Regions from separate parts of the Homo sapiens genome. Here all the other regions are linked to region 4. Evidence: chromatin contacts called from ENCODE Hi-C or POLR2A ChIA-PET data. All regions are on one chromosome and are shown on one strand. The core of a region is the stretch at or near the end of the contact, and the rest is flanking DNA. Distances in the headings are between cores, read along the strand shown.

The links. A loop is a pair of places that touch in the nucleus more often than their neighbours do. ChIA-PET counts read pairs that join two places held with the same protein, here RNA polymerase II (POLR2A). Pooled maps may share reads with other maps.
Region 1: a pooled map shows a loop between it and region 4 (7-fold over the local background). The contact joins the promoter of RARG here to the promoter of ATF7-NPFF in region 4. A Hi-C loop is called at or near these places in 1 of 37 single-sample maps with no recorded cell type and 8 of 50 pooled maps. POLR2A ChIA-PET finds 5 or more read pairs at or near these places in 3 of 52 experiments (GM12878, activated CD4-positive, alpha-beta T cell and activated CD8-positive, alpha-beta memory T cell).
Region 2: a pooled map shows a loop between it and region 4 (5-fold over the local background). The contact joins the promoter of SLC61A1 here to the promoter of ATF7-NPFF in region 4. A Hi-C loop is called at or near these places in 6 of 50 pooled maps. POLR2A ChIA-PET finds 5 or more read pairs at or near these places in 2 of 52 experiments (activated CD4-positive, alpha-beta T cell and activated CD4-positive, alpha-beta memory T cell).
Region 3: a pooled map shows a loop between it and region 4 (4-fold over the local background). The contact joins the promoter of HOXC-AS3 here to the promoter of ATF7-NPFF in region 4. A Hi-C loop is called at or near these places in 1 of 50 pooled maps. POLR2A ChIA-PET finds 5 or more read pairs at or near these places in 2 of 52 experiments (MCF 10A and WTC11).

What each region holds. Positions count from the first base shown.
Region 1 is chr12:53,230,476-53,233,856 of GRCh38, reverse strand. RARG (retinoic acid receptor gamma) reads left to right here and starts at 1,648. Exons shown (of 10, transcript NM_000966.6): 1 at 1,648-1,883; 2 at 2,622-2,688. RefSeq lists silencers at 1,463-1,512, 1,833-1,962.
Region 2 is chr12:53,250,656-53,254,001 of GRCh38, reverse strand. SLC61A1 (solute carrier family 61 member 1) reads right to left here and starts at 1,907. Exons shown (of 2, transcript NM_032889.5): 1 at 1,734-1,907; 2 at 1-1,184. The coding sequence starts at 1,166. RefSeq lists silencers at 1,585-1,634, 1,645-1,924 and enhancers at 1,390-2,061, 2,195-2,244.
Region 3 is chr12:53,984,173-53,987,261 of GRCh38, reverse strand. HOXC-AS3 (HOXC cluster antisense RNA 3) reads left to right here and starts at 1,743. Exons shown (of 3, transcript NR_047506.1): 1 at 1,743-1,786; 2 at 2,179-2,298. HOXC10 (homeobox C10) reads right to left here and starts at 2,116. Exons shown (of 2, transcript NM_017409.4): 1 at 1,252-2,116. The coding sequence starts at 2,002. RefSeq lists a silencer at 918-967 and an enhancer at 452-1,332.
Region 4 is chr12:53,624,328-53,627,869 of GRCh38, reverse strand. It overlaps ATF7-NPFF (ATF7-NPFF readthrough), which reads left to right and starts at 1,488. Exons shown (of 15, transcript NR_159377.1): 1 at 1,488-1,591. It overlaps ATF7 (activating transcription factor 7), which reads left to right and starts at 1,488. Exons shown (of 12, transcript NM_006856.3): 1 at 1,488-1,591. RefSeq lists an enhancer at 1,562-1,631.

The sequences.
Region 1 (3,381 bases), core at 399-2,898, 390 kb after region 4:
CTGCCACACAGGCGGGGCGCCATCCCACCCCAGCCTGGACGCCTGGGTCCAACTCCCTGACACCCGCCCCTCCCACACTGCTGAGAGCTGCTCCCAGGGTAACCAAGCAAAGTCAACAGCAGCTAGGCCACCTGGGGACGGGACCCTGGAGTATCTATTCCTAGCTCTTCCTATCCCTGGAGTGAAAGAGAGGGCTTGTCTGCACCCCCATTGCCATCTCCCATTCCCTGAGGTAACCACAGCATGCCTCTTCTTTCCCCCATCTCCTTCACCTGACTTTGGCTACCAAAAGCAGCCTTTCCCAGGAGGGAGGACACCTGGCCCCCAGGGGGGAGCAAGGACAAAGCCAAGTAATTCCAGTATGGAAAATGTGACGTGACCCAGGAGTCTGTGTCCCAGGTCCTGGTCACCCTGCGAGCATTGCTGGGGAAGGTACTTTGGGTATGTCTGTCCAGCCTATCAGCCTAGCTCAGACTCTCCCCTTCTCCTCTTTCTCCCTCCCAACTCCAGTCCCCATGGGAGTGTTTGGGATCCGTGCACAGAGCTTGGACTGCAGACCCATTCTTTTCTCTCCCTCTGTCCTCAGTAGAATGCAGAGTGAAACCACTGGGTTCTCTCACTCTAGGGTTGAGAGTCTGTCTATGTTGAAGCAGATAATGCCCCCATCAGACACAGACACTCACTCTCGGCACTGGCATGCGCACGCGCTTGCACAGACACACACACACACACACGCACACACACACACACCCGGAGTCAACAGCATTCATGGCACATCTACCAGGCAGGCAGGCAGGCAGGCCGGTGCTGGCTAGGGCAGACACACACCCTCTGCCTGGGCTTTCTCTCTCACACCCAGCCCAAGGCTCCTCCCACTCCCAGCCACAGTTCCTCCTGCCCTCCTCTCCAGCCTCTCCCCTTCCAAATCCAGGCCTAAAGGTGGGGGACAACTGGCAGCCAGGGACCCAGGCGCCCTAACTCCTGGAGCTTACTCCAGGCAAGATGACAGGGAAGATGTCTGTGAGCCCTGGCCTCAGCACCCCCAGCAACAGCCACTAGTCAACCAGTTTGCTCCTGGGACCAAAGGACTGAGGTGGGCTAGGGGAAGGGAGAGGCTACTTGGATCTGCAGGTGAAGGCTGAGCAAAGAGTAAGGGCAGGAGCATCTATTCTAGATCTGGCATACTCCTGCCCGGCCAATCCAGCACTGGGAGGGAGTGGGTACCGCCCCATTGCCTACCCTGGGGAGGCGCCAGAGACTGGCCTCGCAAGAGTCACAGCCTGGCCACAGACAACTCAACTAGTCCCCCCAAAAGGCAGAAAGGAGAAAAGTGCCAGAGAGAAAAGGTTGGCATCACGGGGCCAGGACACTGACCTCCTCTGCCAGCCGTGCCCGGCCTCCCAGAGGATGGAGTCACGGAAGCCTAGCAAATGGGAAGGGCAGAGACCCAGGCGTCCCGGGCCGCCCCGCCCAGTCCCCCTCCCGCCCACCCATCCCTCCGCCCCCCAGCCCCAGGGCACAGAGGAGGGAGCCGGGCAGGGGCAGGCAGGGGAGGGAGGAGCGAGGGCGGGAGGGGGAGGAGGGAGTTGGGCAGGGAGGGAGGTTGGGGGGGGGGTGGGGAGGGAGAAAAAGAAAGAAAATATTTTCCGTGTCCCCGCCTGCAGAGTCAGTGTGCGGTTTGGGAGAAAATGTGTCGGATATTTTGGGGCGGTCACGTGGGCGGGCGGGCTCCGAGAGGCCCCGGGACAGTCCCAGCCTAGAGCCGTGCCCCCCCAGGAGCCCCCCAGTACGGCGAGCCCCGGACATTGCGACGCTCCATCCAAGAGACTGCCCGACGCCGGGACCTCGGGGCTCCGCCGCCTCCCTTCCCCCTCCCACTCCAGGTGAGTCAGGCGGGGAAGCAGGCTCGCCCGCCCCGTCGCCTGGGTCCTCCGGCGAGGCGGCTGGGGGAGGGGGCGCGGAGGAGCTGCACGGGCGAATGCCCTCCCGAGGCTGGCCAGGCTGGCCGCCGGGCTTGAGGGGGGCTTCTTGCCCCGACCCAGGCCAGTCCTGCTGTGGGAAGGGAATGGGGAAGATTTTAACAGGCTGAGGATGGGCTGGGTCATCTGCCCTTCATTTTGGTGCATAGCAGAGGACAGCATTTGGGGAAGTCTTCAGCCAGGGGGCATTCCTCCTTATATTTTTGTGCTGGGAATGTGAGAGAAGACAGGGTTTCCTCTCGCGGGGAAAGACTACCACCCCCTTACCCCCGGGCTCTGAGGGGTAGATTTGATGTTCCATGCTGGTCCAAGTTCCTCCCTCCCCAGTGGAATGGGACAGCTTGGACATCAGAAGGCAAGGAAAACGTCCAGAGGCAAGTGAGCCTGGCCCTCCGCGTCCAGGAGTTCCGAAGGACTGGTGCATAGGATAGGGATCTGTGAACTTTCCTTGAAGCGCTGGATTCCCTCCCACACGTTCCCAGCCCAGGTGCGAGCCTTGGCTCCCTCCAGCCAAGGTGGGGGGCACCTCTGGAGTATTCTTGAGGGAAGCCCAAATGGAACAAAGAAAGAGCAGGAAGACCGGGACAGGGACCCAGGAGTGCTGGTCCCAGAGTTCCACTGACGCTGCCTCTCTGTCTTTAGCAGCTACGGCCCAGTTCCCTCAACCTGACCCAGTATGTAGAAGCCAGTCTCTGCAGGCGGCCAGCGGGTAAGAAGATGCTTGGTTGTTAGTGGTGGTGGGGGCAGGGGAGCCTGAGTAGGAGGTCTTCAGGGCAAGAAACTGAGATGACTGTCCCGCTTTAGGGCTCTGGTCCTGGGCAGCTGGAATCCCAATCCTCAAGTCTGAGGCTTCTGCCCTTAGGGTCAGATGCTGAGTTGGGGTCAAGGACCATAGCCAGCATCTCATATCCTTGAGGCAAGTAGAGAGAAGACAGGGGAGTGGGGGTAGTGTGTGCAGGGAGCCTGGAGCTTGGGTATCCCATATAGACAGACATACACACACACACACACACACACACACACACACACACACACACACACGCACTGTGGCCTACAGCCTAGTAGGCAGCATGGGGCACGCCCCCCCACACCCCGGCACACCCCCACCCCTGGCTCAGAAAGCCACCTAACTGGCACCTCCAGTTCCCCCCTCTGCCCCACCCTGTCCATGCCCTCTGATGCCCACACACATTCCACTGGCATTGCCTGCCTGCCTCCTGGGCACTGCCCCTCCCTGGGGCTAGTAGGGTGGAGGGAGGGCACCTGGGGATGAGAGGTGGAGACTCAAGGGTCTGGACTCCCCCAGGGATGGCACAATGCCAAGGAAGCCTGGCCCACTGCTGCCTCCTGGGGAGCAGGCTGGGGGCCCAGGCTAGAGCAGAGGATGCCTGGGTTCTCTGCC
Region 2 (3,346 bases), core at 658-3,157, 370 kb after region 4:
GCCAGTGAGTGCAGAGGTACCCGGAACCAGTTGAGTACACCAGCCTGCTCTGTCTCAGGGATCACCTTTCTCCGTAGGAAGCTCATGCTGGGAAAGTATAATCCACAAGCCAACTCAATAAGTAGAAAGGCTATGAAGGACTCCACCGGACTCTCCTGGCCTGGGCTGGTAGAGAAAGTCAACATGAAGAGAGAGAAGACGACGATGAGCACAGCAAGGGACAGCAGGTGCATGGGCTGAAGGTGGTACCTCTTGGAGGTGGCGATACGGTACAGGGAAGAGCCAAGCAGGCTGGCTGCCATGAAGCTGGAGAAGATAATGCCCAGAGGGGCCCCGTGTGGGTCCAGCACAGGTGTCCAGAGGAAGACAAAGATGAAGATGACACTCTCAAATAGAGCTTGTATGGTGCCCAACAGCAGCACGCGGCGGTCCGACAGGAGGCAGCGCAGGCCTCCAGCACAGGTCCTTGAGAAGGCACGCTGCCGGTCATAGTTCTCCCCCCAGTTTCGAAGGGCCAAGGCCCCTGCCAGAGCCAGGAGAGGGATGGCAGCCACAAAGGGCGCTACAGGCCCCAGCCCTATCCAGCTGGCTACAGCCTCAGCTGCCACACCTGCCACTACAGCCAGCACATGGTTCCAGAAGGCAGCTCGAGCAAAGGTAGCTGGGATCCACTCAGCAGGGAAGTCATGCCGTTCCACGTGCTCATGGATATACCAGGCCTCGAAGGCTGAGAAGAGCAGGGCTGTGGACAGCCCACCAAGTGCTCGCCCCACTAGCAGCACAAAGTAGTCTTGAGAGAGTTTGGTTAAGCAGCATAGTGAGTAAGTCAGGGAGAAGAGGACACAAGAATTCTTGCGACCCAGCCAATCCACAAGGGAGGAGGCCACTAGGCCAAAGAGGACTGTAGAGGCAAGGCCACAGACATAGAGGATGGCAATTTGACCTTCCAGGAAGTAGTAATGCTGGTAGAGTTTATAGAGGTAGGGGGCCTGAAGCCAATCAGCTGCCAGGGCCAGGAAGTAGACCTGATAGAAGTCCAGTTGAAACCGAAGGAAGGAGGGATTGCTGCAGGCCCTTCCAGGGGGTTTAGCCCGGCATCTTGACAGTTCCAGCCCCAGGCAGGAGGCCAGGAGGCCTACAAAAGCAAGGTAGGCAGTCACCAGCATGGTGGGCCCCCGGACGACCTGGGAAGAGAGGTGGGAGTCAGAGCCATATCCATCCTTCGGGCAGCACGGTCAAGGGGCTGTCTTAAGCAGATGGCAGCTCCACCCAACCCCGCTGCCAACTCCACTCCCCAAGATCTCAGACCGGAGGGACCAGTTGGGTGGGTGGGAGGAGTGGCCACGCCAAAGCTGTCTCCTAGGACACTGTGGGGCAGGGAGGGGTAAGAAGACAGGGGAGAGGACTGGGCACTCAACCCATCCTTGCCTGTGAAGAGGGAGTCCCTTTCAATAATCCCGCTCCCGCAAATTCTACTGCCCTTTCCCACAGCAGCTCCCGTACACTTCCTTCTATTACCTCCCGTCCTCGCTGCGGAGCCTCTTTTTGCCCTCAGTGTCTCATCCTCTGTCCCGGGCATCCCTCCCACCCGCGCAGGCCTCTCGAGTTGCTTCAGGGTCATGCGTGTGCATCTCAGAGGCCCACTCCTCCAGGTCACTGGCACCCCACTGCGCCCCCTAGCCCCTGCCCAGCCCTGCCACATCCACTTGCACCTCGCCCAGACTCCGCCTCACCTGCTGCCCCGGTCTGCGGGGACGCCCCGGACACGTCCGGCTCCAGGCCGCCAGGCCACCCTCCCCGCTGTGGCTCCGGCTCCGGCTCGGGTTCCAGCAGCGCTCCCGCCCCTCACAGCCTGCTTCCGGGAGCCGGGCAGGCCTCTGGCCGCCGCCATGATGGCTTCATCACGTGACGGGGGCGCGGCGCCAAAACCCCGCCCCGCCCCGCCCGCCCGCCCTCCTTCCCTTACCCGGGCGCGGAACTCCTGACGCCTGGGGTGGGTCGGGAAGGGGCGACCATAGGAGGCTGCGGTTGCTTCTCCTGGCCTGGCCTCGCTCGCTGCCATCCCGTGACACCTGCTCCTCTGGCTCTTGGATGCCTGAGGGGCCACCCTGAAATAAGTGCCAATTTTCTTTTCTTCCGTGCAGTGCTCGGGAAAGATGCCCGCAGTCCGGTAGAGCCAAGGGTTGGAGCTTCCTAAGGAACAGCACCGCTGCCCGAAGCCGAGAAGGTCTCCTTGGTTTGCCTCCTCTCCCACTGCAGTGACCTCCATGCAAGAGAAGCCAGTATGGTCCAGACACCTGAGGGAGGCGGTGTGGTGTAAAGAACTTGGAGTCGGGCTGCAGACAGACTAAGGCGCAGTCCTGCCCCTGTCACTTACCAGCTGTGTGGCCTTGGGCAAGCCGCATAACTTCCCAGTGTCCCAGTTTCTTTGAAGTCACAGGATAGCAATGCCCAAATAAAGAAGGCTAAAGTTCAGTGGCAGCATGGGGTTAAGAACTTCAGCCTTGGAGCTTAATTCCCTACCTTCTGCCACTTACAAGCTGTTTTACCTTGGAAAAACTATTTAACCTCTCTACAGCTTCCGTATCATCTCCTCAAGAGCCTCCAATGACTTCCCATCTCACTAAGGGTAAAAGCCGAAGTATTTATAATGGCCTACAAGACCCTCTGTCCTCTGACCCTCTGCCACTCCTCTGACTTCATCCCCTGCTCCTCTCCCTCCCATCTATGTTGGCTACCACCAGGGCTTTTGCACACTGTTCCCTGTACAGTTCTTCTCCAAGATATCCACGTGGTTCCCCCCCCCACCTCCTCCAGTTCTCTGTTCAAATGTCACCTGATCTTGGCTGGGCCTGGTGGCTCATTCCTGTAATCCCAGCAGTTTAGGAGGCTGAGGCAGGCCGATCAGTTGAGGTCAGGAGTTCAAGATCAGCCTGGCCAACATGGTGAAACCCCGTCGCTAGTAAAAAAATATAAAAATTAGCCAGGCATGGTGGTGGGCACCTGTAATCCCACCTACTCGGGAGGCTGAGGCAGGAGAATCGCTTGAACCAGGGAGGCAGAGGTTGCAGTGAGCCAAGATCACGCCACTGCACTCCAGTCTGGGTGACAGAGCGAGACTCTGTCTCACAAAAAAATAAAAAATAAAATAAAATTTTAAAAAATGTCACCTGATCAGAGGGGCCTTCCATGGCCCTCCTGTTTAAAATAGCAACACCACCACCTCCAGCACAGTAATCTACCTACTTTCCTTCCAATTTTCTATTCTCTCTGCTGCTTTTACTCTGCAGTACACTATGTATTTTCCTTGTTTATTTATTTACTATCTTGGCCAGGTGTGGTGGCT
Region 3 (3,089 bases), core at 494-2,993, 360 kb before region 4:
CAATATGGATGTGCGTGAGTGTGGCACAGGTCGCCCGTAGGCATGCGTGTGCGTCGCATCCATATACAAAGCACCAGGAGATCCAGGCCGCCCCCAGCCTGCTCCGCTCTCAGTATTTCATCTTCCTCTACACCCAATGAGCCCCTTATATACTGTCACCAGTAGCCGGTGTTGTGGGGAGCAGGTTTATTCTTCCCCGTTGGTTGGGCCTTTTTCTGAGGCTCTTGCTACAACTTTTCAGGAAAAGTCGTTCCCCTCAGCTTTTCCTCCCCTGCTCCCGTTTCCTCCACATTCTTTCCCCAAGTATCAGAGAAAGATCCCGAAGGCCCCCAGCTCCTACAGCAGAAATGAATCTTGAACCCTGAGCTTGAACTCTGGCTGGGCTTTCTCTCAACCAAAATTACAGTGAAATCCAACCAAAGCCACATTCCCTTTCAGGAGAAAACCTCTTGCCACGCACACAGAAATTTCCCAACCACTCATTTGTAAGCTGCTTTTGGAAACCAATGAAAAAAGATAATTTAACTAGAAAAAAATGGAAAAGAAAAAATTAAAAGAGGAAACAGAAAACTTACAACATTCCAAATGCCCTGTTCCAACGCCATCCAAGCCAGGCATCTGGAGGAGGGAGGGACGTGGCGGGCAGCCCTTCACCTCCACCTCTTCCGGCTCCAGCCTCGCTGCCCAAGGCCCCCGGCCGAGCCAAAAGCCGCAGGAGCCCAAGCCGCACGCACAAATCAGACCCACAAACAACAAATCGCGTTTCGCAGGAAACAATTTTCAACTGGGAAAACGCAGTAAAGAGAACTCCCCCCATCTCCCCAGCCTTCCCTAGTCCCTGGCCCAAGATCGCCATTTTAGGCTTTTTGCAAGCCCCTGACCTGAGCTGGGGGACGTCAGCTCCCCAGGACACCAGCATTGAGAAAGCAAACCACAGCCAGCACGCGCCTGGGAGCAGCCACCCGTCCGGTGCAGCACACTGCGCCTGCAGGCGGCCCGCGGTGCGCACCGCCCCCGCCTTAGCACCCATGGCCGGGGCAGGGCCGACACCTCCACGTCGCCGCTTACCTTCCCCAGCTAAGTGACGCGCCACCAGCCTGGAGCTCAGCGGACGCTAGTCGAAAGCCAGGGTCGCATTCCCGAAATGGTCTGGGGCCTCCTGGGCCCAACCCTCTCCCCTGCCCCCCTCCCCGGCCGCGAAGACCAAGTGCCGGAACGTCCCAGTGGCGCCCGCGGCCCAGGCGGCCTTACCTTTCGCTTCGTTATCCGAGGTGTCTGGGCTGGAGTCGGCAGCTTTGGCCCTCTCCTTTTCGCTCTCCGAGGGGCTCCCTTTAGGGCCCGCCAGGCTCTGCTCCGTCTTGATTTCATTGGGGCTGGGGGTCTGGCTGTCGGACTTGGGGGTCTCAGGGAAACTCACTTTGCCCCCCAGCTGAGGCGATTCCAGATGTTCGGCGCGCGGGTTGAGACTGGCCCGCTGCTCGAAAGGGGCTTCGAAGTCGTTGGCCCCAGAACAGTGGGGCGTCTTGTCCAGCGCGGAGTAGCTCGGGCTGGCGCGGTAGTAGCTGGGCACGGGTACCTCGTGCTCCCCAAGGCAGGACTCCGGCAAGGGGTGGGAGTAGAGAGCTGCCTCGGGGCCACTTTTCGCCCGCTTCTCTGCGCTGTACATGCAGCAGACATTCTCCTCCTTGACACTAGGTGGGTAGGAGCAGGAGGACAGCGGCCTGCCAACAGGTTGTTCCAGGCGATAGGCGGCTTTGGGGTCGCCCCAGGAGTCCAGCTGCGAGAGGTAGGACGGATAGGTGTTGAGGGCGAGGCTGGGGCTGCTGCCCTCGTCCCTCTTGGAGAGCGAGGGCGCGAGCCCGCAGCCCCTCATCACCCCGCAATTGAAGTCACTCCCAGACTGCATATACATGCCTGCGCTCCGGCTATAGCGCTCTCCTCCGCCGGGCGCAGCCAAGGGCTCCGCGTACGAGTTCGGAGTTACATTGCGAGGGCATGTCATTTTCAGAGAGAGGGGTTTTTAAGGAGCAATACTACAGCGGAGGAGCTGACATCTTTTTTTTTCCCCATCCGGGAGGGGGGGCGCGGTTGGAGGGGAGGGAGGAAAAAGAAGGGGAGGGGGGGAAATATCAGCTCCGTAATTATCCGCGCATTCGGTTCTCACCATGTGACGGCTAGACCAATGGGATTTGAAAATGGCCTTGATGATTCAGACGGCCGTGACGTCAGCGGGGTCAAGTTGTCGGCAGGCGGAGCGCGCAGAGTGGAGTAACAGCGCCATCTAGCAGCTGCCTCGGGGTAGGGGCACCGGAGCCCTTCCCCGCGAACAAAGGAAGCGCCCCCCGGGCGGCAGGGGAGGTAGAGGGGTGGAGGGGGGTGGGGGTGGGGGTGGGGGTTCTAGGAAGAGTGGGGTTTGTTTATCCAGTAACCAGCCTGTAACTCCTGGGGAGAAGGGGGCGGAGAGGGGGGAAATGCGGGAGAGAGGGAGAGAGCGAGGCAACCCGGGGCTCAAAACAGTCAAATTCAAATTAAAAGGTCGAGACACGAATCAGGTACTTCTCCCCACTCTTCATCTCCCCTTTCCATATCCCCGGACCCGACTCCCACTTCTTACCTTGGGGATGGGAGTGGGGTGAGGTTTGTGGGGGGGGGGGTTTGGGGGGATCTGATGAGCAGAGAAAGGGGAAAAAAAGTTAAGGAATACCAAACAGGACTAAAGTTTCTGCTCTCCCGCCTCCTCTTTTCCCCGGGCTTGGCCCTCGGGGCTGGAAGCTTGGGGGCCGCGGCGCTGGAGTTGCAAGTTTCCTGTGGGGGTTGACTGGGAATCTCCAGCCTCTAGGGTGGGCCAGGGAGGGGGTCACGGTCACTTCATGGCTGCTCGGAAAAGGAGGTTCCGAATGGACGCGGGGTAGGGGAAAGAGGAAGCCAGAGACCAGAGGCACCCGATCCCCGACCCGAGAGCTGTGGCCTGGGCCTGGCAGGGTGGGCGGCTCCTGGGTCACCATCTCAGGGGCCCACAAGGCTTTGGCCTTGGAGCCGGTTCTGCTGCTTTACTTCAGGCCCTGGCGGTCCTCGCTTTCCGCTTGACC
Region 4 (3,542 bases), core at 239-2,738:
TCCTCTCAACTTTTCTCAATTCACTACATAAGAAAGAAAGATTTTACATCTGTTTCATTTTAGGTATCTAGGGAGAAATCACCCAGATTCTTCCTACCTCTCAGAGGGTGCTGTGAGGATAGATGAGATGCTAGACAGAAAGTTCAGAAAGCTGAGTAACATAAAGCTGCAAAAGGAGAGAACAGAGATTCCATAGATAATATTTTAAGTCAACTACAATTCGTTAAATTTTAAGAAAATTATTTATTTTATTTATTTATCGAGACAGGGTTTCACTCTGTTGTCCAGGCTGGAGTGCAGTGGCCTGATGTGGGCTCACTGCCACCTCAACCTCCTGGGCTCAAGCGATCTTCCCACTTAGCCCCCCGAATAGCTACTACAGGTGCAGGCCACCATGCCCGGCTAATTTTATATTTTTTCGTAGAGCTGAGTTTTCGCCATGTTGCCCAGGCTGGTCTCAAATTCCTGGGCTCAGGCGATCCTCTTGCCTCGGCCTAGCAGTGTTGGGATTACAGACGTGAGCCACTGCACCCAGCCTGTTTTTTGTTTTTCTTTTTTCTTTTCCTGGTTTGTCTTGAACAAGACATATAAATGTAAGACTATAGACTTTGCATTTGATATTTCCCCCGAAATCTTCCCAGGTCATAATTCAACTCCTGGTGTGTTACTTCCTCAAAGAGGTCTTCTCTCAAACACTAGGAGTAAAGCTTCTTCCCCACTCCTAGTCACCTTCTGTCTCACTATCCTGAAGCGCTTTTCACTATTTGAAATATTTGTGTTTATTGGCTTTTTAACTGTCTCCCCTTCCTCACTCAAATATAAATTCTACCTGGGTTGGTAACTCCTTAACCCCATGCTTAGAACAATGCTTTGCACGGGGGGTATAGCTCAGGGATAGAGCATTCGACTGCAGAACAATGCTTTGCATGTAGTATGCCCTACGTTTTGTGAAAATATTTGCTGAATAATATAGTGATTTTAAAAAATCCCCAAGCAGTTTCATGTATCTCATTTGATCATTACAACTATTTGAATAAAATGAGATTGTTAGTCCCATTGTACAGAGACTCAGAGAAGGTTTTCACCCAAGGCAATAGGGCTAGTAAAATGGTAGTGTTAGAATTGCTGTGCGGGTGGATTGCTTTGTCCGTACATGGACTTCATTTCTAGCGCTAAGGGTATTTTAAATTACTTTGCCGTTAAGGAAGCGATGACTCTGAAAGATAGTAGTAACCACCACTACAGGCACCTGTAAAGATCCTCTCTCCTTTTTCCTTTCTTTCTCCCGCTAGATTCTGCAGCCGAACACGTGTGACCTGTGTGGACAGTACTCGCTCAGTCTCCCTCCCCAGCCCTGCCCACAGTAAGCCCGGCCCCTTCTTTTCCCGGAGCCCCCGCCTCTCGGCCGCTTTCCAACTCAGCCCCCACGGATCTCGCCCTTCCCCCGCGGACCCATGACTTCTCGCGAGAGTTGAGCGCGCCTGGCCGGACGGGAGGAAAGTATCCGTTCCGCCAAGGGGGGAAAGGAGGAGCTGGAGACAGATTGTAGGACCGAGCGCGGGCAGGCGGGAGGCAACGGAGCTACCAGCCGGTAAGTCCTTTTAACATTAGCTAGTCCATGATCTGACGGGAGTCTCCCTTTCAACTCTGGCCAGTCCCAGCGTTCCAGGCTGGGGTCTCCCCTCCCAGTCTGTGTTGGACGGGGGCGCTGAGGCGGTGGCCGGGCCCTGTCTGAGGAAGAGGGTGGGGCATAGGCCAAAGCCGACCAATGGGAGAGAAGGAAGCCTCGATTGGCGGCGATGAGCGCTAATGGGAGATCGCTTTTACGTTGCCGAGCGCCGCCCTTCTCTCCCTACTCCCGCCTCCTTCCTTTGGGGGGAAGGCGGGGCCAGAGGCTTGAAGTGTGGGGAGAACTTGGTGTAAGTAGCCCCGGGGGGCACAGGGCGTGGCAAGGAGAGGGGAATTGAATCCTGAGGGAAGGGTAGTCTAGTGGAGCCTAATGGAAGGATCATGGGATGGGGTGGAATGGGAGAAAGAGGAGGGATACTAAACTAAGTTAGAAACCCAGGGCTTCCCAAAGAGTGGGATTAGGAGCTTGGAATTGGAAAAGGGTAATAGGAAGGAGGTAGGAATGAGTAGATGAGAACAAAGATCTTGATCTGGTGACACAACACCCCGTTGGGTTTGGCAGAAAAGATAGATGGGGTGGATTATTGGAAATGAGGGTCATGGCATTTTGATTGAATTAATTAAAAGAACATCAGGGACATGATATCAGAGAGAAAGTATGGATTTGGAGAAAATTAAGTGAATTAATTTAAGAGGACAGTATGGGTGAGCTGAGTCGCCATAAGGCATGGCTTCTGGAAGGATATGAGCCTTGAGAGCGATAAGAGGTGTTTGGGAAGGAGATGGCTGATATACACATGTCTTTAGCCTAGGTATCAGGTGGTTGGGATATTGATTTAGGGCTTCTGGTGGATATGGCACCCAGACTGGTGACCAGCCTCCAAGATGCTGGGATGGGGGTTGAGAAGGAGAAAAATAGAACGCTTTCATCGCTTCTCTGATTTTCCTTCTCCCTCTCTTCTATTACCCAAACTCTTCCCAGACACCAGGATGTGGTCTTGGGACTTAAGCAGTCCAAGTTGGAGCCCCATAGGGACTTAATATGTTGCTCTGAATTGCTTGTTATGTTCTCTGACTGGGGTGTTTACAACCCAGGGCACCTCCTACCCAGATTCCCGCGTTGCTACTTTCCTAACTTTAAAAGTTTGTTTTCTGCTTAACAGAGGGTGTTTTAGTATCTCTGAGGGTCATGTCATATTAAGTACAGGTGTGTAGGGGGTGTGCAGAGTTTTCTCAGCAAGCTCACATGAGTCCTGTGTTTAAAAATTTTGCAGTAGTGTAATTCTTGTAGCGATATCAGTCTTTATGGGCATTCTAAGCAGAAATATACTAAAATGAAGTTTGTTTTGTTAAATGTGGCTTCCCCAGTCATTCTCGAAGAGTTGTCGAATGGGTGGTTGCAGTTTGTTTTAGTTAACTTACATAATGTGTTTTTAAATAGTGTAAATAAAATAGACATGTTATTTCAGGAAAGTGAAAAATGTTCAGTTTTTTCCTTTGTGTCCAGACTCAGAAACTAAAGCTATGTCATAATATCTTAGGCCAAGGGCTGGGGAAATCAAACACAATTTGTACTTACACATGGAAGTTGTAAGGTAAGTGGAGGCTCTTGCGAAATGTAACATGTCTGTAAGAAAAGAAGCTAAAGAAAAGTTTGCAAGCTCTGCTAAGTAGTCTTACCAGTTCTTAATTCTGTACAGAAAAGGGACAGGGCTTTGCCCTTTGTTTGATAGTTGTGTATCATTTAATAACGAATTGGACTAATATAGCCAATTAATAACTTCTTTGCTCTTGCGTAGATTTTGCTTTTACATTCCTTCTCTTCTCCTTTTACTTTTGAGAAGGGAAATAATGTCTGAAATATCAGTAAAGCTATTACATGAAGAGAAACCAGAGTACGTAGTTGTATTAAC